2 separate regions of the Homo sapiens genome follow, and region 2 is linked to region 1. Evidence: read pairs that join two places in POLR2A ChIA-PET (ENCODE). Cell type or tissue: PC-9. All regions are shown on one strand.

What was found. Peaks named below come from ENCODE experiments on the same cell type or tissue, not always from the same donor. Only the 100,000 strongest peaks of a DNase experiment are listed, where the experiment ranks them.
Region 2: POLR2A ChIA-PET joins it to region 1 with 5 read pairs; 1 of 35 experiments calls an interaction of 5 or more read pairs at or near these places.

What each region holds. Positions count from the first base shown.
Region 1 is chr5:62,383,749-62,386,248 of GRCh38, forward strand. It overlaps KIF2A (kinesin family member 2A), which reads left to right. Exons shown (of 21, transcript NM_001098511.3): 21 at 1,736-2,500. The coding sequence ends at 1,821. Among named protein-coding and RNA genes, the nearest start is that of DIMT1, 19 kb to the right of the region's middle. In PC-9, no CTCF peak of the experiment used is centred here; DNase peaks (open chromatin) are centred at 1,543 and 2,283; H3K27ac peaks cover 1,909 bases.
Region 2 is chr5:61,524,697-61,527,196 of GRCh38, forward strand. ZSWIM6 (zinc finger SWIM-type containing 6) reads left to right here. Exons shown (of 14, transcript NM_020928.2): 6 at 1,104-1,280; 7 at 1,554-1,700. Among named protein-coding and RNA genes, the nearest start is that of LINC03122, 110 kb to the right of the region's middle. In PC-9, no CTCF peak of the experiment used is centred here; a DNase peak (open chromatin) is centred at 1,295.

The DNA.
Region 1 (2,500 bases):
TGTATCCATTTTATTCAGAAGACAGATCCTAATGCACTCTGGTATTTTTTCTTTGTAGCATTCAACTTAATTGACTTCCTTTCCTTTTCTCAAATTTCATGTGTATCAAGCATATCCATAACTTTTAAGAAATTACTATCTAGATATATTGCATTATTCAGTCCTTAGAATTTTTTTAACCACCCAGAGATAAATTTGGGATTTATAAGAAAAATTTGGGCCAGACACCTGTAATCCCAGCACTTTGGGAGGCTGAGGCAGGTAGATCACCCGAGGTCAGGAGTTCAAGGCCAGCCTGGTCAACATTGTGAAATCCTGTCTCTACTAAAAATACAAAAATTAGCCAGGCATGGTGGCACATGCCTGTAGTCCCAGCTACTCAGGAGGCTGAGACAGGAGAATCACTTGAACCCGGGGCAGGGGGCGGAGGGCGGAGGTTGCAGTGAGCCGAGATCACGCCACTGCACTCCAACCTGGGTGACAGAGTGAGACTCCATCTCAAAAAAAACAGAACAGTAACAGTTTGAGAGCACCAAATCTAGAAGTTCTTAAATTCATTTCAAAATTTCAAAAAAGTTAACTTTTTAAACATCACTGTACTTTCAAAAAGGGGAGGAAAATTGAGATTCCAACTTTATTCTGAAGTCTACAGAGTAGGGTTTCGTAACCTTGACACTGTTAACATTTGGGGCTAGGCCTTTCTTTGTTGAGGAGTGTTATCCTGTGCCTTGTACAATATTTACCAGCATCGTTGGTCTCTGTCCACTACATGACAGTAGCACCACACCAGTTGGGATAACCAAAAATGTCTCTAGACATTACCAAATGCCCGCTGGGGGCCAAAAATCATATCCAGTTGAGAGCCACTGTTATTGAAAGATAGCTTATCTTCACAGCTGCATGTAATTTGTCTGACAATTTACTAACCTATTTCTAGTTTTTACATGACTCTAGAGCAGTACATGACCAGAAAATGCGTAAAATCAAGAAATATATCATTTAGTCATCCCCCCTTCACAATCCCCCTTCCTCACAGTGAGGACAAAATGTAAATTTCTAAAAATTCAAATATATTTTACATGTTCATAGCTTTAAAAAGGTAAAATAGGGGGTGCTGAGCACGGTGGCTCATGCCTATAATCCCAGCACTTTGGGAGGCCAAGGCGGGCAGATCACCTGAGGTTGGGAGTTCGAGACCAGCATGGCCAACATGGTAAAACCCCGTATCTACTAAAAATACAAAAATTAGCTGAGCGGGTGGTGCACGCCTGTAATCCCAGCTACTCGGGAAGCTGAGGTGGGAGAATTGCTTGAACCCATGAGGTGGAGGTTGCAGTGAGCCTAGATCGCACCATTGCACTCAAGCTTGGGTGACAGAGTGAGGACTCCATCTCAAAAAAAAAAAGGTAGACTATGTATTTTACAATGTGAAACCTGCCTATACTCTAGGAGGAATTCCAATAAATTAAAACAGAGAACTGTAAATGTGCCAAACAGAACAGAAAGCTATTGAAAGATACAGAAAAACAGGTATTTCTGGAAATCTGTAACAAAAAACTTTCGCAATAGTTGAGCATTCTATTTAGTTCCGAGTTTCTAGACAACAAAGAACAAAAGGAAAAATACTGAGTTACTGTTAGGAAATAACACAGCTGACTTGATTGAACCCATAAAGTTGTAAACTCTTACTGCGTGTAATACAATACTTATTCCCTCTTTCTTTTCTTTTTCCAAGATAAAGTGAAATCTTTCCGTGCAGCTCTACAAGAGGAGGAACAAGCCAGCAAGCAAATCAACCCGAAGAGACCCCGTGCCCTTTAAACCGGCATTTGCTGCTAAAGGATACCCAGAACCCTCACTACTGTAACATACAACGGTTCAGCTGTAAGGGCCATTTGAAAGTTTGGAATTTTAAGTGTCTGTGGAAAATGTTTTGTCCTTCACCTGAATTACATTTCAATTTTGTGAAACACTCTTTTGTCTACAAAATGCTTCTAGTCCAGGAGGCACAACCAAGAACTGGGATTAATGAAGCATTTTGTTTCATTTACACAAATAGTGATTTACTTTTGGAGATCCTTGTCAGTTTTATTTTCTATTTGATGAAGTAAGACTGTGGACTCAATCCAGAGCCAGATAGTAGGGGGAAGCCACAGCATTTCCTTTTAACTCAGTTCAATTTTTGTAGTGAGACTGAGCAGTTTTAAATCCTTTGCGTGCATGCATACCTCATCAGTGATTGTACATACCTTGCCCACTCCTAGAGACAGCTGTGCTCACCTTTTCCTGCTTTGTGCCTTGATTAAGGCTACTGACCCTAAATTTCTGAAGCACAGCCAAGAAAAATTACATTCCTTGTCATTGTAAATTACCTTTGTGTGTACATTTTTACTGTATTTGAGACATTTTTTGTGTGTGACTAGTTAATTTTGCAGGATGTGCCATATCATTGAACGGAACTAAAGTCTGTGACAGTGGATATAGCTGCTGGACCATTCCA
Region 2 (2,500 bases), 860 kb before region 1:
AAAGGTCCGGTGACAGGAAAATGAAATCTTACCAATTAAGGAAGCTCTAGATTTTGCTTCTCATTTAATTAAGTCTCAGAACAATGAGAGGTTATATTTGAACTAGGTTAAGTACACATAAATAAAAATAGTTTGTTAACCTGATTTCCAGTTGAGGATTGCTAAAGTTTGTGCCACAGTTGAAGGTAAGTTTAGAGTGGGAACCCAAGGGGTGGGTGTGCAGGTAGAATTTGAACCATATAATCCTTAGGAATTGAATAATCCCAGGAGTTGAGGTGAGAATATCCTTTATTCCCCAAACATTTCTTTTCTCCGTCAGGTCCTGAAACTTGAACCCTCTTCGGAGTGTATGGCTCTGCTCTTTTGTGATGCCCTGGCATACACTATGCTGGGGACATCACACCAGTCATGGAACCTGCCCAGGAGTCAGGAGGCAGCCTGTAGGGGCAAGGTAAGTGCGCTGGTTTGTTTTGTAGCTATGTTGTGTGGCTTTGTGAAATGTTAAATATATGCATTTATGCCCTTTGGGATATAAAGTGATATTTAAGCATTATATCCCAAGAAGCATAATAGTTTTAATTGTGCAAAACCGCACAATATAGTTAAAAAATACAACCAAAAGCACAACCCTTATGCATATCTTTAAAGGCTGACTGCATAATCCTGAAAGGTTCCATGGCTGGTGTCGCATCTCTTGCATAGTGTTTGTGAGAGCTGTTGATCCCATAAGGGCAGCCCACCACAGCACCTCAGAAGTGGGGAGCAGTGAGTTTTCCTGTGACTTTTGTGCTGAGTGGCTCCTTTGAGTGTATTTGGCATGGAAACTAGACTTGACAATTCTTTTTGCAGGACGCCTTTAACCTTAGCTTTAATGGCTGCAGAATGTTTGTGTTTGATAAACAAGTGAGTGAATGGTGGCTCTTGGGCTGACCTGCCTCTTAGTACTTAGGATGTGAGAGTATTCACCCTTCACCCTTCTGCTTAGGGGGTGCAGGACAATGTGTGTGGGTGTGTTCATGAACATCTGGCCACAGAATGGTATGACTGATTTATTCACATGTGAATAATAGCTGACACGGCTTTCTGAATTGTGGAAAAAACAGATTCATCGAACAGGCCACATCGGACAGTGTTCACCCGAGCCATCGAGGCATGCGATCTCCACTGGCAGGATAGCCACTTGCAGCACATTATCAGCAGTGACCTATACACCAACTACTGTTACCATGACGACACTGAAAACTCCCTCTTCGACTCCCGCGGGTGGCCCCTCTGGCATGGTAAGTGACCAAACCGGAAAGACATTTCCATGACTTACTTCTTTGTTTAGTTTCTATAGCATTACTGGAATGGGAGGTGGAGAACTGAAGGATTCAATGGGAGATGGATGAATGCTTGGCAATAGGAGCTGAGATTTTCATTCAAATCCAAGTTCAGGAATGGTTTCTTGTGTCTTTTTAATAGTATTTTGGGAGAAACATCTTACTATTAAATTCTTTTTTTATGGATATATCTGACAGTGGCAACTTTACCCCCTTGACTTTCTGTTTTAGAACATGTTCCTACAGCCTGTGCAAGAGTGGACGCATTACGTTCTCATGGGTACCCCAGAGAAGCACTGAGACTAGCAATAGCTATTGTTAATACATTAAGACGACAGCAGCAGAAACAGTTGGAAATGTTCCGAACCCAAAAAAAAGGTGAATGTGAAGGAGTTTGTTTCCATTGGAATGGGATTCTTAGTGATGACATTACTAGGTTTTGTGTTCTGGGAGAGATGGCTTTTAGAACTAAAACCATAGATGATGGCTTTACTCGCCATTCATTTAAAATAATGGCTGATCTGTGAGAAATTTGGGGCATCTTTTTCTTAGTTGAATGTTGTAAGCAAAGATTTTTTTTTTTAATCTCTCAGGTTAGTTACTTTTTTAAGGGGGATAATTTTCTTTATTGTTTTAATGACTATTTAGTATGTCTAAATTATTTAAAATGCATGTTAGCTAAATGCCTTATTTTGTGGAAGTGCATTTTAATTCTAACAATAAGGACACAGCCTATGCTTGAATCCCGGCAATCCTAACGTCCCAAATGGGTGCCTTAGGCAATCAGTTGACGTCTCTGTGATTTTGAATTCTCTTCTGTGCAATGAGGCTCAGTAGAGGGCCTATCTCTTAGAGTTGTTGAGAAGATTAAACCAAGTTAATTTCTGTAAAGCACTTAAAGCAAAGCTTGGCACAATGTGTAAGCATTCTAAAACTTTTTAGCTGTAATAATTTGTACATCAGGACATGTTACTATATTTACTTAAAGTGACCAGAATAGAACTGGATTTTTCAAATTCTGTAAATGACATTTGATGAGCTGTCAGCTGAAAGAACACATTTAACTTCTCTTTATCTCAGTTTATTAATCTTTTAAATTTTGAATAACTATTACTGAGTAATAGTAATTGCAAAGGGTTGAATTACATGCACAAGACCCTGATCAGATAAAGAAATGT